4 separate regions of the Mus musculus genome follow, and regions 1, 2 and 3 are each linked to region 4. A link is a loop called in an ENCODE intact Hi-C map of the cell type or tissue named here. Cell type or tissue: left cerebral cortex. All regions are shown on one strand. Region 1 has its middle 11 kb from the start of Gm40838. Region 2 has its middle 33 kb from the start of Gm24208. Region 3 overlaps Cyria (CYFIP related Rac1 interactor A). Region 4 has its middle 29 kb from the start of Gm34348.

The links. A loop is a pair of places that touch in the nucleus more often than their neighbours do. Peaks named below come from ENCODE experiments on the same cell type or tissue, not always from the same donor. Only the 100,000 strongest peaks of a DNase experiment are listed, where the experiment ranks them.
Region 1: a loop joins it to region 4, with 2.1 times the contacts of the local background. A loop is called at or near these places in 7 of 42 quality-filtered maps.
Region 2: a loop joins it to region 4, with 5 times the contacts of the local background. A loop is called at or near these places in 11 of 42 quality-filtered maps.
Region 3: it touches region 4 in a loop (9-fold over the local background); 40 of 42 quality-filtered maps call a loop at or near these places.

What each region holds. Positions count from the first base shown.
Region 1 is chr12:12,223,316-12,228,315 of GRCm38, forward strand. No RefSeq gene overlaps it. Among named protein-coding and RNA genes, the nearest start is that of Gm40838, 11 kb to the right of the region's middle. In left cerebral cortex, no CTCF peak of the experiment used is centred here; DNase peaks (open chromatin) are centred at 253, 2,548, 3,721 and 4,170; H3K27ac peaks cover 2,895 bases.
Region 2 is chr12:13,212,101-13,217,100 of GRCm38, forward strand. No RefSeq gene overlaps it. Among named protein-coding and RNA genes, the nearest start is that of Gm24208, 33 kb to the left of the region's middle. In left cerebral cortex, a CTCF peak has its summit at 2,992 (motif pointing left); DNase peaks (open chromatin) are centred at 244, 1,919, 2,990, 3,468 and 3 more places; H3K27ac peaks cover 308 bases.
Region 3 is chr12:12,315,841-12,320,840 of GRCm38, forward strand. The region is part of intron 2 of Cyria (CYFIP related Rac1 interactor A); the gene reads left to right. Among named protein-coding and RNA genes, the nearest start is that of Gm34407, 29 kb to the left of the region's middle. In left cerebral cortex, a CTCF peak has its summit at 2,516 (motif pointing left); DNase peaks (open chromatin) are centred at 491, 1,237, 2,026 and 2,574; H3K4me3 peaks cover 607 bases; H3K27ac peaks cover 2,944 bases.
Region 4 is chr12:12,174,151-12,179,150 of GRCm38, forward strand. No RefSeq gene overlaps it. Among named protein-coding and RNA genes, the nearest start is that of Gm34348, 29 kb to the left of the region's middle. RefSeq lists an enhancer at 4,946-5,000. In left cerebral cortex, a CTCF peak has its summit at 2,291 (motif pointing right); DNase peaks (open chromatin) are centred at 1,814, 2,335 and 4,440; H3K27ac peaks cover 1,409 bases.

The DNA.
Region 1 (5,000 bases), 49 kb after region 4:
ATGCACAAACACATGCCTATGTATGTGTAACCACATCCACACAAAGATCCTATGTTGGTATGAAGAACACAGCCACAGAATGAAGCCAGGTGTAGAGGGCAGCAGTGTCCAAAACTCTATGGCTGCTGGATCATGAGAACCAAAGGTGACAGTTGATTGTTAAAACAGGGAAGCCTGCTATAGAGGAAAGTCAATTTCACAACCATATCATGTAGTTCTGTTGTGTGTCACCCAGATTTCCCATGCAGAGATGAGTCACTCGTAACTAAGCTGCCAGAAGAACTTGGCAGTGAAGGACTCCAAGTTCCTCTAAACCCAAATCAGGTCCTTTGACTGGGTTCTTGCTCTGTACTTTCTTAAAGATAGACATAATTTTAAACACAAGCCTATAAACCGAGCACTTGGGAGGATCAGGAGTTCAAGGTCAGCCTGAACATCACGAAATCCTGTTACAAAAAGAAGAGGAACTACTTTCTCTGAGGTCACATCCTTAAAGAAGGCTCCCATCCAAAGGTTACTCGGCAACAACTGGTAAAAGTTTATGAACCTTGGTGTTAGCCAACTTCTCGAGATAATGAGATGCCTGAGACAGTAATGTACAAAACGTAAAGGTTCGCTTTTGCCCACAGTTTGGGAGTCCCCAGTCCAAGACACAGTAACTCGTTGCCTTCGGCTTCTGCTGATTTGTGCTGGAGACCAATGGTGGTGAACAAGCAAGCAAGAAGAGCAAACTGCTGAACTCCTGAGGGAAGACACAAAGACAGAGGACAAAGTCCCACAACCCCATCCAGTTCAGGTCCTCACAGACCTACAAAATGACTGCTAGGCCCTGACTTCTAAATGTTCCAGTACTTCCTAATAATTAGCACTACCTAGGGATCAATCCTTTAGCACATGGAGTCCAGTAAGAAACTTATCCAAATCATAGAATCCTCCTTCTTCTATTTCAAAAAAAATCTGAAGCCCACAGCCCATCTTCAGAACTGCTAATACTTGCTGTGAAGGCAGGAAGATCTGAGCTTGGGACCCCCAGCACCTATATAAAGCAGATGTAGCAATTTTGCCTTGTCACCCTGGCCCTTGAAGGAGGCGATGTTGGGTAGAACCCAGAGGATCTTGCTAGCCAGCCAGTGTAGCCAAACCAATGAGCTCTGGGTGCAGCAAGACTCTGTCACAAGACAATGAAGTGAAAAGTGCTTAAAAAAAAAATACCAGCAGTCTCAACAAACCTGGACCCAGGAGATCTCTCAGATACTGAGCCATCAAACAGGCAGCATACATACACTAACTGGTCCAGTCCCCTCAACACATATACAGCAGAGAACTGCCTGGTCTAGCCTCAGTGAAAGAAGATGCACCTAACTAACCCTTGAGAGACTTGAGACCCCAGGGAATGAGGAAGCCTGGGGAGGTGAGTATGTCGGGGGAGGAGCATCCTCTTGGAGACAGGGGAGGAGGAATGGGATGAGGAGGATAACTACTGTCAAAGGGCAGAATGAGAGGAGGATAACAACGACTGGACTGTAAAAAACGATTAAAGATAAAAAAAGACTTCAAATGTTGACTTGTGACCTACACACACACACACACAAACACACACACACACACACACACACACACACACACACACACACTCACCAATGTTATAAATGTAGTGGAGGTGGCAGACACAAAGGAGGGGAACAAATTGTAAGAGCATGTCCTCAAACAGATGCCCTTCTCAACTCTGTAAACATACTAGCAGTTCATTTGCAATGTCTTTGTGACAAAAGACATATTCAAAGAGATCTCTTATTAGTTAGCTTGTTTTATTCCCTCCTACCCCAGTAAATACATATCAAGGCATCGTATTATAACCAATAGATATGGAACACATACAGAATTCTGACCTAAAGCCATAAAGCACTTAAAAAAGTTTTACTTAAAACAACTTCACAACAACAATATGAACTAACCCAGTACCCCAGAAGCTCGTGTCTCTAGCTGCATATGTAGCAGAAGATGGCCTAGTCGGCCGTCATTGGGAAGAGAGGCCCCTTGGTCTTGCAAACTTTATATGCCTCAGTACAGAGGAACGCCAGGGCCAAGAAGTGGGAGTGGGTGGGTAGAGGATGGGGTGGAGGGGATGGGGGACTTTTGGGATAGCATTTGAAATGTAAATGAAGAAAATACCTAATTAAAAAAAAAACTTTCACAATCAAGAAGATGTAATGAACTTAATGTGTGCCCTGAGTTTCTAGCACACACTGGCTCAGAGATTGTAGGGAACCGCCCTTGTGTCACAGTGTAGAAGCTACATAGCCACTTTCAATTCTCTTTCACACTGTTAAAGTGTAATTCTTTACACAAGCAGTATCCAGATTTTCCCACACCCCGGGCCACTTAGAACAGGAGCAATAGTCAAATGTGACTGGAAAGTAAAGAGGAACAACCGATGTTTTAAAATTATTCCATCTGGGGCCATGCTGATCTGTACTAGTGACAGGAAATTGGGCTACCAGGGCTGTCTGCTGACACGTGCATTGGTCACGTTGAATTCTGTCACCAGATTCCGGGTGCATCCATGGGCTTCATTTGCATTAAATGAAAGGGTGTCCAAAAATACACGCTGTTGCTAAGGTTACATCTTGCTGTATGCAAATGAAGATGTGTTTGTTCAGACCAGTTAAAAATATCTTGGCACTAGCTAATTTCCCCATTGGCGTTACAGGAGTGATCAGAGGCCTGTTGAACAGAGGGCTCAGGGTTACCTGACTCAGCACAAGGGGTCTGGAAACAGCATTATTTATGAGTAATATTTTTAGAACTTGTAGCAACTACTTTTCATGAATTCAAATGATGTCTGGTTTCCAGGAGGTTATAAATATTTTCTAATACCAACACACACTATCGCCAATACAGAGACATCTTTTTTCTATCTATTTGCAAAGAAATCACTCTAATGGATAATTCTAGAATGTAGTAGAAATTGGGATTGAGCTGGGTAGTGGTGGCACACACCTTTAATCCCAACACTTGGGAGGCAGAGGCAGGCAGATTTCTGAGTTCGAGGCCAGCCTGGTCTACAAAGTGAGTTCCAGGACAGCCAGGGCTACACAGAGAAACCCTGTCTCAAAAAAAAAAAAAAAAAATTAAAATGGAAATTGGGATTGAGCAGAGGTGGGGTCAGCAGTCCAGCAGGGCAAGTCAGCAAAGCTATCATTTTTACCTTGCAGAGTCCTGAATGTTGTTTAAAGTTATTCTCATATTGTTGACACAAGACAGTTGTTTTGATTTCTATATAAAATTGGGAAACTGAATGTAAGAGGTGTTCCACCACTCCGTATAAGGACTGAACATTGTATTTAGAAACACTAACTCTGATCTTTTCTCTGTATCAGACTGTTTCTATAACCACTGATGAATTATTGAAGAAAAAATTAAATCTAAGTAGGAAAGGCAAGCCAGAAAAGCAGCTGGAGTCTTGACATTAAAGCATTTCGCAGATAGTATTTAAGATGGAAATCACTCTGGCTTTTTCTGATTGTATGACTCTCCCAGAGCTTAGCTCACCATCCCAAAGCCGGGCTGGATGACCATGCTCTCCCTCCATTCTAGAAGATGCCCACTGTTAAAATGAGTGGGTCTCATTACTTTTCAAATACCAAAATGTCAGAGCCAGATGGGACCCCCAAAGTCACCACCATTTTGAGACAGAAGTCCCTGGCACCACATTCCAGAGGAGAGGCCACCCAGCCATCTGCTTAGACTCCTGCATGAGACAGCAGCTCAGTTCCTGGGTGCTCGCTCACCCAGTGATGAACACATGGCCCTCTTCTCCGGGCTTCAGCCATTTTAATTTTTAATTTATGTAATCCCAAGACCCACCCTATGAGATGGGCACCATTACCTCACTGTACAAATGAAGACACGGACACAGAGAATTGAAGTAAATTGCTCAAGCCAATATAGTTTCTAAATTGTAGAAATGGAATTAAATTCCATATAATTTAATATTATGAGCTCTGAGCCTCTATGTTTTATATTGTCAAGGAAGGCTCCTGCTACACAAAATAACCCATGAGGTTGTATTTAAAGAAAGATGTTGCCTATGCAGTACACTCTTTTACTTTAGAATTCTTTAGACTCTGGAAAACGGGCCAGATGTTAGAAGAATGGAAGGGGCGAGAAAAAGCAAAGGATGGAAGAAAAAATCTTGCTTAGAAACTCAGAATTTCTAGTGCAGGGCGGTAGTAACTGCCAACTCTTCCACAGAAAAGAAACTAAGCCTGGGAGCAACAGCTCCAAGAGCATCACCCTCTAACTTTAGAGACAAAGGGAACAAAGGTCATGGGCACCTACCCACTTCTCCGGTCACACAGACAGCTGGTAGCCAGACATTCACACCAAAAGGACACATGTGTTCTCTTTCCACAGAAATCCTTTTGCTGATATGTGCACCCTTTGACCTTTCGTTTATGTTTTGCGCAATTAAGAATTGAGACCAGGGGCTGGAGAAATGGCTCAGCAGTTAAAAGCACTGGATGTTCTTCCAGAGGACTCAGACTCAATACTCAGCACTCACAAGGCAGCTCACAACTGTCTGGAGCTCTAGTTCCAGATGATGTGACACTCAATACAAACATACAAGTGGGAAAAACACCAATGCACATAAAACAAAGGAGAGAGAGAGGGAGAGAGAGAGGGGGGGGGGAGAGAGGGAGGGAGGGAGGAAGGGAGAGAGAGAGAGAGACAGACAGAGAGAGAGAGAAGGAAAGAGGGAGAGAGAAAACTGAAACCAAGAGGGAACTGAGACCTGTGTATAGAATAATATAAAATCAAATTTGATTTTAGTTGTGAGAATTTTCAGGTACTGCAATTTACCTGAAACCAAAGGATCTCATGCTATGGCAGGACTCTTCGGTCATCCTCAGCTTTCATGTCCCCTTTCCTCACTGTCCTTTCCTTGTTCTTTGAGCATTCAGTGCACTTTCCGGAGAACTTTGTGCACACTGTTCTCA
Region 2 (5,000 bases), 1.0 Mb after region 4:
GTGACCTGCCTAGTAGGGAGGAGATCGTGAAGGAGCAGGAAGAGTGGTTCCCAACAAAGCACTACCAAAAACTGACAAGACATGCAGTCCTCAACAGCAGCTTGAGTTTCATAACCCTTCCTGCCCCTGCCAGCCCTCTTAGGTGGGAGGGGGCCCGGGGAGGAGGAGGAGGAGGAAAACAAGAGGATGTTACACTAAGTGAGTCATCCAGCCTCAAATAACCGAGAGCTGCTAAAGCAGAAAGTTCTCAGCTTGGAAGTGTGCCAGCTTCAGTGCTGCAAAAATAGCCACGATGAATTCACATATTTCTCTGGGAGTGTTGGTCCATCGTACCAGTGAAATCTCAGCCACAGCAAATTGGAACTTGGGGCCCATATGCTCAAAATCATGCTCAGATTTTGGTCAAAGGTTTTCTTGAGAAGGCTGAAAAAGCTGTGATTTTGTTTTTTTGTTTTTTGTTTGTTTGTTTGTTTGTTTGTTTGTTTTACTGAAAGTGGTCTATTCTTCCATTCTGTTGGGGTTATTACACTATGGGATATTGTTTCCTGCTCGGAGTGAAAAGTCTCGGTGTTTTTCTGTTGAAGGCCTCCATCATCTAAGCATGATAGTCTCGTCAGTTGGAAAAGGTCACAATGTAAGAATGCCTGCACACTGTAGAGGGAGAAGAGGCATTGTAGCCCAAAAGCCTCTCACTAGACCATTGGTTCCTAGCTTTCCTAATGCTGCAACCTTTTAATCCAGTTCTGCATGTTGTGGGGACCCCCAACTATAAAATCATTTCATTGCTACTTCAGAACTGTAATGGTACTACTGTTATAAATGGTAAAATAAATATCTGATATACAACTGTTGGTGGCCCACAAGTTGAGAACCACTGCTCTAGCAGCACCTTGACCCACCTGGAATAGGTATGTGACAGTTTTAGAGAGTTTAGAGCTAATTTGCTTAGTTAGTTAGTTAGTTAGTTAGTTAGTTAGTTAGTTAGTTAGTTAGTTTTTCAAGACAGGGTTTCTCTGTGTAGCCCTGACTGTCCTGGAACTCACTTTGTAGACCAGGCTAGCCTCGAACTCAGAAATCTGCCTGCCTCTGCCTCCCGTGTGCTGGGATTAAAGGCGTGCACAACCACGACCCGCTAGCTAATTTATAATGTGTAGGGGAGACAAAGAGATGAGCTGAGGTTTTCCTGGAGGGGCACAGCAGGAAAGCCCACCTTCCAGGGCTTGACAAACTCAACATCCAAGACCCTTGCGCCTCAGGCTCCTTACCTGAAAAAGGATAGCGCTGGCTCTTACATGAGTCAGAATCCAAAATATCTGGCTTCTGGGTGGCATTCCAGAGCAGACTTTTCATTCAAGGGGCTGGGTAGGATGACTCAGGGCCCTGACACTGGGTAAGATCCTGACAGTCAAGGAGGGAAGATCTCCCAGCAGGCAACAGCATAAGAATAAAGGCAGTCCTAGCACCATTACTTTCCAGCCATGTCATCTTTAAACTAGTAACTACCCTCTTGGTGATGCTTGGGAAATATGAAGGTAACCTAGCTTCTGGGTTGTTAGGACTGAACCAGAATGGGTACTTAGAATGATGCCAAGTTCACAGTATAGACCAATAAATGATACTTACTGTTTTTTACATAGGGGTTGGTGGTATGAATGGAGAGGATTTAAGGAGGAAGGTTGGGAAATAAAAGATTTAAGCGTCTTAGTTTGGATTTAATTAATAGAGGCCTATCTCACTTTCTTGGGTGGGTTTGACACAGATGATAAACTATATAACACTGAGTGTAATTTTAACTGTGCACTCAGTGGTAGAAACCAAATGAATTCTGTCACAGATTTAAATGGCCCCAGCAGAGGATGTTCTTGAGTTGGTGACTCAGTTCTGCTTCCATCACCTAAGAAGCTATTCAGTCATAGTAGAAGGTATATAGCTGGAGAGAAGCCATTCACTGATAGCAGAAGGTATATAGCTGGAGAGAAGCTATTCAGTGATAGCAGAAGGTATATAGCTGGAGAGATGGCTCCCACTTAAGAGCATTTGTTGATCTTGCAAAGGACCTGGGTTTGGTTCCAGCACCTATGTTGGCTCAAGTCATGTATAACGCCAGTTCCAGGAGATACAATATCATCTTAAGAGCTCTACAGGTACCAGGCACATAAAATATGCAAACACATCAAAGAAAGTTTAAAAAAAAAGATAGGAAGGAAGAAAGGAAGAAAAATAGAAGTTACTTGCTGAGAAGGGAGATTCTGAAAGACCATCCACGTTTTGAGTGTTCACATAAGTCCCCATGAGCTGCCATATGAAGTGACTAGGCTCATTGTCCAAGCTGTGCAAGCCCACACATCCTGCCCTTGTCCTCACCCATACCCACCCACAGGCAGGCAAGTCCACCAGGGCCATTCCACAAATTTCTAGCATGCTCTCCAGGGGCAATGGTGTAATTCCTGGGATCAGCTGCATAGGAGGCAAGAAAGCCGGTGGGTGTCAGCAATTAGTTAATGTGATACCCACCTCACTTCGTTCAGAGCTGGCCTTTCAGAGACAGGCAAAATCAAAGGAAATGACTGAGAAAAAGCACTCCAAGTTCTGGAGATGTTAATGAGCACAGCAATTAGCGTAAGCACGATCCTGACATGTATGGAAAATCTTTATACGGAGAAGTCTCCAATGGTGGGCCCAAGAGAAGGCGTGGGGTGGGGGGTAGTCCACCATACTGTGACAGGAGGAACCACCCAGGCACTAGCCATGTGGGGCCAATTCGCTAAGGAAAAAAAAAATTCCAATTCACACTTCTTGGCCTTCAAGATCTAGGTAAAAAAAAAAGCCACAGACTCTGACAAATGTAATGGGGAAATAATTCCTTGGAATCTGTGAATTTGCTTAGATGGAAAAGAGGCAAGTCAGGTAATCCTTAAGTGACCCCAAGTGGTAAAAATACACCAACACATGTGTTCAGGCCTTTGTGGGTATTCACAGCGCGACACTAGCACCACCTAGTGTACAGAACTGGGAAGTGAGCCACAAACCCACACACCCTGACTCTGGTTGTCTCCATTAGCACATAGGTTTTATTCTGCAGTGTTTTCTTGGTGCTGGGTTGTGAGCCAGTGGGAAAACGAGTAACAATTTATGGATGGACACACATTACAAGATTTGTTATTACAGTCTACAGTACTAATACCAATATTTTAAGTAAACAGTATGTAATGATACGGATATGATCCAATTTCTCCAAATTGCCTGGCTTTTAATGCCAAACAAAATATCTCAAACTGTAGTCTGAGACTGTAAGCCGGTCCTCGCTCAAGCATGTCTCAGGGTTCTTTAGCAAGCGCTTGTAAGTCTGACTGTGGCTAAGCATGCCATCTCATGAACTTTAAATGGCTTCTACAGGGCTTTCTTGCTAGCCCCCTTTACAACAATTTCCTCACAGTAAAAGATCAGAATCAGTTCCCACCAGTCCAGTACCACTTTGTCTAAACACAGAATTTCCCTTTATGTCCAGTCAGACTTTAAGCAGCTAACATCTGCGAGCAGCCAGGGAATCACAATATGTGGGGAAGGAAAAGCCAAACTCATGATGGCCATCACTACTTCAACACTCAAGTAATAGTCTCTCCTCCTCTAATCAGTTTCTATCCGAGATTCTCTACAAAACCCTGAATGCACACTCATGCACATGTGCATGCATGCATGCATAGGGATGGATCAGGCTCCACTTAAAACAGCTTGCTAGCATCACCTGGGACACCCAAGGCCTACTCCATCCAGAGCAGTCACGGCAGAGTTCCTGGAGGCAAGGTCTAGACAGACCCTGCACTTCATTTAAGGAATCTGGCTCTCATGTCCTTTGGGCCATCTTTAGGGTAAAAATTTGCCATGAGAAAAGCTCTGAGAGCTACTTCTGTGTTTCTCTCAGTGGTCCTGGGTTCTGTCCTTGAACTAACAGACTCTGATGTGAGTAGGTTAAAGAGAAGTCTGTAACTCTTATTGGGTCCTGCAGACCTCCTAGATTGCAAAATCTTTCAGATTTCTCTCAATAGTTTAACTAGAAGTGGAATATCAGAAACAAAGAAACTAAGGCTTTAAAGAATTTTAAATGAATCTAAAACAACTGAACAGAAATTGACAGCAAAATACTCAATCTTTTCCTCCCTTAAAGGAACCAACCCCCTACAGTGCCCTCTCTCCCTATAAATCCCATCCCTCCTCCCCACCCCACCCCCCAGGAACCCCCTTTAGTTCCCTCATCTCTTCCTCCCTTGAAAGACATCCTTCACAATAGCAAACTAGTATCCCTCCCTTTCCTTCCTGGACCATTGCATTTTTGTTCCAATAGTCCCTCCTCCACTCCCACGAAACCAGATCACTTCGGGACTGCTACTAGTCCTTTGGAAAATGACATTATCTAGTCAAACGATAAGATTGCTGTAAGGAAATCTACCCTGGGTTTCCTTGTGCATTTACTCTTTTTTTTAATTTATTTAATGTATCTTATCAAATGACAATGAAGCACATAATTTCTCTAAGTCAAAACAAGGCAAGGAATGTGACGAAATGGTTCTACCCATTTCCAATTGGCCAGGAACCAATTCTTTTCTTTCTTTTTAAATCTGGGGCAGACTGAGTCATTGCCACATAGTTCTACCTTGAAAAGGGAAAAAAAGAAAAAAGAAAAAAAGACCGACTTCAAGCTTAGATCTTAGTTTATATTTAGCTTATAACCCATAATATAGTGGCCGGGTGGGGGTAGGAAGGGTGGGGGTGGTGGCAGTCACAGGGAAGGAGCAGGGTACAGAGTCAAGTGGGAAGTGCCTCCTATCTGCTTCTCACTAGCACTGATCTATACTCTATAAACACACAGCAAGGTTTAAGTACAACAAGTTCTATTTTAATTCATAAAATATATTCCACAAGGCTCTTCCTGGGTTGTTAGTGTGACTGTCAATCAGCACAACCCCTTCAGAAAGTAATCTGGCACTGGCGGTCTGGTCCTG
Region 3 (5,000 bases), 140 kb after region 4:
AAAGGGTTTTGACTATAGCCATGCATTCTCAGCTCAAGGAAGGAAATGGTGTGTGGAACGACAGCCCAAGGCACAGCCTGTAGGCCCACTCACAGATCTTATCCCTGTGGACATTTTCATTGGGGCAAAGATCGATCAATGAGCCTACTTCTAAGTCTAAATGCAAATAAAACCAGCATGAGAGCCGTCAGGGGAAACAAGGTTAAAAAGGGAATTTGATGGTGGGATTTCAAGTCCTGGGTGGGGTGCAGTGGCCTCCAACCTTGAAGCACCTGGGGAACATTAATACAGACGCAGGGCATGCAGTTCTGTAGATGTGATGAATCTGTGAGTGGGTGCCAAGGCTGCTACGTTAGGCTTAGAGCAGCAAGGATCCAGAAAACTCAGAGGAAAAAAAAAATGTTTTGTATTTCATGACTAGAAATAAAATATAGTGAGGTCCTTAGCTAGAATTCTTTATGGACAAGAAAAACAGGTTGTAAGCCTAAGAACCTGCGTTTGAAACCCAGAACCAACCGACGTGGAAACTCTGGGTGTGGTGGCGCAAGCTTGCATTCCAAGGGAGGCAGAGACAGGAAGGGGCTCAGGGCTCAGCAGCCCATTGGTAGACTCGAATGGCACCCCGGGAGATGACACCTAATGGTGTCCTGGAGCCTACATTCACACACACACACACACACGTAATTGTGCATACATGAACACATACATACATACACATGCAAGATGATTTTTAAAACCTACTTTTCAGAGGAATTAGAGAGAGCCAGAAAGGAGGTGTGCATCCTACCAGCTTTCAGGTAATGGTGGCTAGGAAGAGAGATGTGGCCCTTGCTGCTCACAGGAAACAGCAAGGTGCCCCATGCATGACAGACCCCCACCCCCAGATGATGGAGAAGCTACACGGTAGAGAAGACCACCTTATGAGAACCCGATTCGCCCTGTTGTACGATGACAGTGACTATAGGTCCCCACCTTACAGGACAGAAGCTGAAGTCGTGGGTGTGATGGCACCTCCTCCAGGACAGCTTGCCTATGCGTATTTCTTAACACGACTCCAGTTCTTCCTCTATTTAGACCTGAAGCTCCTATCTGTCTCCCGTAGAGGAATCAGAGTCACTGGTTGAGTGTAGCTTGTGGGTCTGCTGAAGCCAGGGCTTTTGCCCCAGAGCTCCAGTTTCAAGGATGCTCCTCTGAGCCAGACTCTCAGAAAGAATGCTCCCAGGGCCAGCTCCATACTAGGAGCTTGAATTGCTATCTTCCAGCAGAATTAAAGAAAAGCCCCGACAGCATTCCAGCTGATCATGCAGCCTGCAGGCCCTGCGGAGAGTGAAAGCAAAACGGGTCAGCCTTTCAAACATGCCTGGACGCTCAGCATGGCCTGCAGACACCACCCTGGGAAGGCTAGCGGCGGGGGAAGAAGATGGCATATAGCCAGCAAGTCCTCACTAGCTGCTGGACTGGGCCTGAAGAGAAATCTGGAGATAAACTTTAAAGGGTTTGTTTGTTGGGTTCTGTCATGGTCTTAGTTCATTTGTCTAAACAGGAGAGTTCCTTGGGACTGTGTGGCTTCTCTTGTGTATCACAAAGCTTCCTGCGGAGGCATCCATTGTGGAAGCTGCTGGACTCCTCTTTACCCATAAGTACAGGTCTGGGATAAATGGAAAAATCTCTTCTTCTGATGGCATTTCAAGCAGACTTTTCCAATATCAGTATTGTGTGTATGTATATGTGTTGCATGCATGTGTTACATGAAGGAATGTTTACATGTGGGGAAGGGGGCGGGGGAGTGCTCAGGTGCCCATGCTGAGGACGAAGGAGGATAGCCCACGTCAAGCCTCATTACTCTCAACCTTACCCGAGAGTCAAGGTCTCTCACTGAATCTGGTGCTATTTTGCAGGTAGTCTTCGCAGCTAGCAGGCCTGTGGTCTGCTCCACTCAGCCAACTGGGGTTACAGGCTTTTGTGGCCATCCTGGCTTTTCTGTGGTGCTAGCGATTCAAACTCAGGTCCTCCTGCTTGCATAGCAAGAGCTCTTACCCACTAAGCCACCTGCCCATCATTATTAAGTTCCTGAGCTGGGGAGACATGCTGTGCCGATCCTGGGTGTTCCATACAATGCCCTTTCCAACACCTACACTTCCCAACTGAAGTCAGGACAGCCATGAGGAAGATGTTTTCCTCTTTGGAAATATGATTTTAAAAATTCATCAAGGAGGCAGGGTAGGGTAATTACTGGGCCAAATGACTAAATCTATTCATTTTTCCCCTCTCCAAAATCGTGACTCTGGCAAACTAGACTCATGGTTCTGAGATTGCATATGAGCAGGAATTGAGTGTCCACGTTAAATATTGAGTGTTATAGCGTCGAGTTCAAAAACTTTACTCCAGAACTATGTGCTATTTAGAATGATATTGCAGCAGTTGAAATGGATCCTGCTTTGTTCGCTTTGCAAACTGCTTTTGTACACAAAACCCAACTGTCCCTTTTCATGTGAGACAATAATGCCCTCTAGTGGATTACGTGCTTAATTGCAAGCTCGTCTATATAAAGTCTTCATTTTAACAGAAATATCTAGTTTAAGAACTCAAGATTATACTAGACTCACCATCCTGACTCCTGTTCTTCCAAAAGAGTCCCCAAGCTCCATCCACAGTTTGGCTGTGGGTGTCTGCATCTGTCTGAGCCAGCTGCTGGGTGGAGCCTCTCAAACTACAGCCATGCCAGATCCCTGTCTGCAAGCATAACATTATCATCAACAGTGTCAGGGACTGATGCTTGCCCATGGAATGGGTCTCAAGTTGGGCTGCTTTTTGGATGGCCATCCCTTCAGTTTCTGCTCCATCCCCCATTCCTGCATTTCTTGCAGAAAGGATAAATTTGGGATCAGAAATTTTGTGCGTAGGTTGGTGTCTCTATCACTCCACTGGTGTTTCTGCCTGGGTACAGAAGGTGACCTCTTCAGGTTCTGTATCCCTAATGTCATCAGTCACAGCTAAGTTCATCCCCGTTGATTCCTGGCTGCCTCCCTTCTCCCAGGTCTCTGTCTTGTCCTGGAGATGCCTCCCAACTCCCCATCCCGGTCGGTTGCAGATTCCCATTCACTCTCATGACCTCTGGGCATCTTTCCTGTCCCTGCCCATACTTGATCCTGAGCCCCTCCATTCTCTTCTCTATCCCTTCTCCCATCCAGTTCCCTTCATCTGCTACTTATGACTATTTTATTCTCCCTTCTAAGTGAGAGTCAAGCATCCTCTCTTGTACCTTCCTTCTGGTTTAGTTGTTTTGGATCTGTGAAGTGTAGCATGGAAATCCTGTATTTTCTGGTTAATATCCAGTTATAAGTGAGTACATACCATCCATGTCCTTTGGGGACTGGGTAATCTCACTCAGGATGATTCTCTCAAGTTCTCTCCTTGTGTCAGTGAAATCCGTGATGTTTTTGTCGTCATCTGTGAAACATTCACTTGTTCTACTCTGTGTGTAGGGCTGATGTGCATTGGCTCAAACTTCTGACTTATCACGTACTAGAGAGTAGTAAGGAACAGGAGGCAGAGCTCACACAGCTCACCAGACACGTGCAAGTGTGTGTGTGTGTGTGTGTGTGTGTGTGTGTGTGTGTGTGTGTGTAGAGAGAGAGAAGGAGGAGGAGGGAGAGGAGAAGGAGGAGGCTAGTCTATCATGGAAACAAAAGGCAAGGGTGAGGAGGGGTATTGAGTGTGAATGGAAGTAAGATGTGGGTGGAGTTAGATATGAGCTAAAACATGAGTAGGTCACAATTTCAATTACACATAATATACAGACATTATGGCAAAGATTACAACTTCTTCCAAGTAGATGCTGCCATTCCCTGGGCTATGTCAGTAGCTCCAGAGGCCTCTGGGCCACTACTAAGAGTGCTGTGACTATCACCGCATTGATACTTATAAAACACTCTTGACTTAGTGCCTTTCTGTTACAACTTACTATTATTATAAAACAGGGAGACATCATTTGAGTTCCTGGGGCTGGAAATGTGGCATGTCCTCAATTACTTCGAGCATCCCAGAGGGACAGTGTTTGAGTTAAAGAAGCATTGTCTTAGCCTTTAGATTAAACTGGGCAGTCCTGGTAGTGGGGCCTGCTTTGTGGAAATGCATAAAAATGATTTGTAGTTAGCATATTGAACCTTTCATGATGTGTGATAACTTGGATGTACAGAAGGGATAGAGAGCGACTTCTCTGTGGGCCTGTCCATTCTGTGTCGTTTCTGTATGTCTCGGTCCTAGAAATAAGCTCCCTGCACCTCGTTCATTCTTTGTACCATGTCTACGTACATCATGGTACATGAAGGATGTGACTCTATCACCACTGTCCTTTTTGAGGGACTGAAGATGCACAGGCTGCAGGGAATAGACCTGTTGAGCCTCTGCACGGCTGCACTGCTCCTCCACTCTCTTCTTACACCTGAGTGGTGACCCCTCTCTGACTAGCATATCTGGTGGTTTGGCCTTAGGCTGTTTCAATTATGTTGGGAATTTGGGCAAGCTCATTGGGTAAAATCTAGACCGTTGGAACAGAGAAGTGTTTCTGTGGCCCCAGACACTGGGTTATAGGTGATCAAGGGATATAGAGACTCAGTGCAAGAAAATTAACCTTCTTAAACATCAACTTGGCCAATAGATAACTGAAGTGAGATTTTTTTGACCCAGTTTAACACTCTGACTTAGCATCAGTGTGGTCACTGATATCTTTCCGGCACCAAAGGCCTCATCCATATTTCTGCCCTGCTTGTTAGGTTGCAGGTTTTCTAAACAACCAATCCCTAGCCAGCTCTCTCGACCTCTCTCCTTTGCTACACAAGAACAGATCTTATGGTGATGTATTGCCCTCATGTACACAACACGCCCTTCCTTTTCTTCGCCTGGGACAACTTCTCTCTCCAATTGAGCCTGCTGTTACTTTTCTGAAGCCTACATCCTAGTCTGGCATGCAGGAAGTTTGGTCAATGCCACTTACATAA
Region 4 (5,000 bases):
AAGAATGTGTTTCCCAGACACAGCAGGGTACAGTAGACATCTCAAACTCACAGCAATTGTGACAGCATGCAAGAGACCTGCCTAAGCTCAGTCTAAATGGAATCTCAGTATGGAGGACAGGATATCTGCATGGAATCCCACCCCTGGCAGAGGAGATATTGGTAGCTGAGGAAAGAGGGAGACTCGATTTTCTTTAATGATGTGGCGCCTGGTAGGTTGGCCACACTCCAGCGCAGGCCCTCTTTCCAAGAGCAGTAGGGCGACGTAAACTAGATACGATGGAGAAAAGAATAAGTTAATAAATATAACATCAAGTATTACAATGATACAATTAGTGAATCATTGTAAGTGAATGGAGAACATTGAAGGAAGATGGGGCAAGTACAGAATGAGACCAGAATGTCCAGCTTCGTCCTTCCCATGTGAGCCACGTGTGTTTGAAGAAGGCTGCCAATGAAACAAAGACCATCCTCACTGAGGATTAAGGGAGGAAGAACCTCTGGTCTGGTGCCTTTTGTAAATAGACAACCCATGCCCAAGAACAGCTGCACGAGAACAGTATGTCAGCCTGGCTGTGGTGCTGCACACCTTTAAGGCCAGCACTTGGAAGGCAGAGGCAGGTGGATCGCTGTGAGTTTGAAGCTAACCTGATCTACAGAGAATTCCAGAATAGTCAAGGCTACACAGAGAAGCCCTATCTCAAAAAAGCAAGCAAGCAAACAAACAAAAAACCCAAGCTGTTTTGTCTAGTGTATATTGCCAAAGGGAATAATTAAATAAATTAACTTTATTCAATAATTCAGAATTCCATCAACCTATGCCACCTTCAGTTTTCTTCTTCAGTCTGACTAAATGTGTTCCCTCCAAAGTCTCCCTATGCAACTACCAAAGCATGCAACTGCCACCATAGACGCTAGGATGGATCTCATTGGAGCTAGCCTGGGAACATACCCAGAAAGGACATCTCCTCCTTAACGAGAGGTGACATAGTGCCTGCCATTGTTGTGACAACGTTTTATACTTATTACTTAATTATTTAAAAAGCTATGCAATGTGCATTTCTAGTCTCACCTTACACACCAAGAAGCGGTGGCATAGGGACACATTGCCTCTGGCAGAATGTTCTAGATTTGGGTCCATTGTCTCTGTCTCTCTGAATGTGGAGCTTACTATGCTGGGTAGTCAAAAGACATAGCCACAGCTGGTGTGTCATGGATAGCCCCAATGATAGAGACACAGAGATGTTAACACCAGGGCTCAGAGAAGTGACTCCAACTTGGTAGGGTGGTGAAGGACTTTCTGGAGGAGACGAGCTGGTGTGAAAGTGGAGACTGGCAGTGCCATAGCCTGGGATTCACGTGAGTTATAAATCAGATTGTGCCTCTGGCCTGGCTTCCTTGCTCTTGCCCTGGTGTGCTCTTCCTGGCCACTAGTCTATCACCTCTTGAGTCTTCTCCACGATGGGACCTGCCAATCTCACCCCAGACCTACAGCCTCTACACACCTCTCCTCTACCTTCCCTGAATGTTCTCCCTGCTTTAGTGCAATCCTCCTTGACCATGCTCATGGGCCTCACTTAAACTTGTCCTCTACCAAATTGCCCTACTTATTTTCTTCAAAATACACAATAGTGCCTCAATTGTCCTTCGACCTGTGCCTCTCTGTCTCTCTGACTATTACTTTTCATTAGACTGTCAAGCCCTGTGAGGTTGTTTCTATGCAATGTGTTCACAGTTCAAATTCTACCGTCTAACTTTTGGACCAGCTCCAGGAGAGCTTTGGATGTGTCCTCTGATTATTTGTAGAAGACTTCCTGTAGCAAGTAGGACTGAGATGGAGCCCAACCGAGGGAGATTTAGAGGGAAGATGCTGGTCTTCTCTTCCTCTGAAAGAAAGCAAACATAGGAAGGACTTCATGGCAGGTGTCCCAAGATGCTAGAAGGAAAGAATTTCAAATCAGTAACCAACATGCCTGTTCTGCCTCTTCAACTTGTCATACAGACTGAGAAATTCCCTCTCCCCTCCCTGGAATTGGCTTCATCTGAGAAATAAGTGGGTGGGTCTCTAAACAACTCTTTAGCACTCAGATTATAGAAGGTAAACTTTCAGCATCCTTAAAGGCCTGATACCACACACACACACACACACACACACACAACCCTGTTGCCCTTCAGCCAATCCTTCAGGGACAGTGGGACATCTGCTGAACAGAGCCTCATGGCCATTACAAAGCCAGGGTTCTTACTTCATGGTCCCTGCGAATTGCAACTACTCCATTTGGCCACCAGGGGGCATCACTTACCAAGACACTGCAGTCCTCTAGAAGGTCGTTTGAATGCCCTTGAAGCTTGACGATCTGCAAAAATGTAACTCAGATATTTTGCAAAGGCGGTAGGGTGCTAGCTCCCAGGGGATGAGAAGGAATTCACACATAATCAAATATCAGAGAAAAGTAAAACGTGGGGAGGAAGCTAAGGAAAACCGGGCTCTTCACAGTGTTTGCACCACCCGGCTTGGTGGGGGTGGGGCTAAGCTCTACCTCGGTACTTATTCAGACCTAACGGTCCCCCACACCCCCACCTCTGCCTCCTTGACCCTGCACTACCCAGTGCAACCTCCTCCCACAGCTGTGAACTCCAGGCCAGGAGGATGTTGCAATCTTTGTTTTGAGGGGAAACACACACTCACAAGACAGTTGTTTCTCTGACCCATGGGGTTTGGCCTGTGAGCCCTGCAGCTGTTTCTACAGGAGCTGAAGGCAGACAGGGCTAGAGAGACAAAGTCGGGAGGCCATCTCTTCAGAACCTGGGTCTGTCTCTCACAGATTCATCAAATTGCAATGAATTCTTCATCTGGCCAGGCCTTCAGGAGACAGAGTGGTCCCATTTCCGGTTACCACCCGATTAACAGGCAGACAGAGGTGACTCATAGGTACGGTCAGATGATAGAGGGAGGACAAATGGCCCACCAAGAGGAGGGCAGTATACTCTAATTCTGCTGGGGGCTCAGATTGGTCAGGCTCCTGTAGCTGCATGAGTGGAGGAAAAAGAAATAAAAGGAAAGAATTTGACCCCCTCCTTGGAATGGTGGAGGAGAAAGGTTATTGTAGATAAAAGGGAGAGCAAAGCCAGAGGTAGACACATCTGGGCAAGTCCACAGAGGTAATGACTCTGAGCCTTGTGAGGAGTGGGGGAGGGGAAGGAAAAGGATAGTGAGGGGGAAATGGTTCAGCAGCCAGGAGGCCTAAGGAATGAAAGGGGCAAGAACCAAAATGGCTGGATTATTCAGAGAAGAGCCTCTGGGGGAAGGGCAGCCCAGCCCCTGGAAAATTCAGACTGTAGGGCAGAGTATGCAAGGATACCCTGTAACAGGTAGGGACTGAGGGATGCTGGGAGAAGAATCTGGCTGTGGGGTCGCTTTGATATGTTAAATAAGCACTATTGGCCTTTTGTCCCAGAGTTTGCAGCTTAAGGGGGGTGACACAGGAGCTGAGAACAGAACAGAACAAGGATGTAGAGAACAAAGGCATCTGGCCATTAGAAAAAGCCGGAAGCTCAGGAAGGGGAGAATTTCCATATAACTGGGACTTTGGTGTTAAGAGAAGGGACACCTGGCGCAGAGACAGGGAGGTGCTGAATGGCCAGCAGAGAATCCCTGTGTGGTACTGGAAGGTGGTCCCACATTACCTGAGTGATGGACAGTTGTCATGGTGCTCTAAGTAGGAGAATTGCAGAGCCAATCTTGTGGTGGTGGTACAGAGATGGGTGATAAAGAGATGGGTGGTTTGAAGCTGCTTAGGGGAGGGCCTAAGCCAAACTTACAGGTTGCTGTTCTACGACGGCTTGAAGATGCCTGACCGAGGGCTGTGGCCACAGAACCAGAAGAAGCCTGAGAAGCATTGCTTACCAGCAACGTCAGCCAAGGAAAAGCCAATCCCCTTTCTTGGTCAAAGCATCCTTCTGATAATGCCATGGAAGAGTGACCCTCAGGATGCAATGCATGTGTAAATTAGCCTGTGTTCTCTCCAGCTAACAGACAAGGACATTCAAAGATCTTGTCATCTCTCCTCTTTGTTCACTGATATTTTCTGATGAAATTGTTTGAAAATCCCAAGTTTAATATGCCTCAGAACTGTCCGAACCCTAGCTGTATACAGTGTCATTTTCCGCTTCTCAGGAGTCACTGACCTCAGTGAAGCATCATAAATGCACAGAGGGGACGAAGCCAGAATCAAATGGCAGGAAATAAAATACATGACAGTGGAGCAGGGAGGGTCATGGGACTGACTTACTTTCACAGTTGTTTTTACTTAGTGTTTATATCACGTCTCCACGGAGTGTAGATGGCCCTCCTCCATGCTCCCACTGCCCCTCATCAGAGGTAACTCAGAAGCAAGGAGGGCAGCCAAGTGCTGAACATGTGAGAAAGGCTCCCTCCAAGTCCCAGGGCCTACATCTGCTGGATGCATCTGTTCTCTGAGTACTTTGCAAAAATCAGGGCACAAGCCCCAGCTGCTTCTCAGCAGAGAGTCCTACAGGGAGGGAACACAGAACTTACACTGAAGAACTAGGCTGTGCTAGCTGCCTCTCTATTCATATCCAATACAGGTAACTACATAGACAACTTGCAGAAGGACAAAGAGGGACTGGCTCTGCTCTTTGCAAGATGCCAAGGGTGTTTGTGGGGTACACACCACCAAGAAAATTCTCCCCAAACTGAATGACCAAAAAATGAGACTATTATTCTCGAAAACCCAGATATAGGGTGCAGTTTGGAAACTATTGTATATGTCATAGAATGGGAGGCAAGACTGTCGGCTTATAGTCCTGACTTCATAGTCAAACAGCTATATAAACTTCAGCCCATTACTTGGATGGTCCTAGGTTCAGGTCTGGTTTCTGGTTCCCCAGTCCTCATGCATCTGTGACAAATGAGAGGGTTTAAAAAGATGGACCTCTGTACTCCGATGTACTATTCTGGTTCCACCAAGACTATATCAC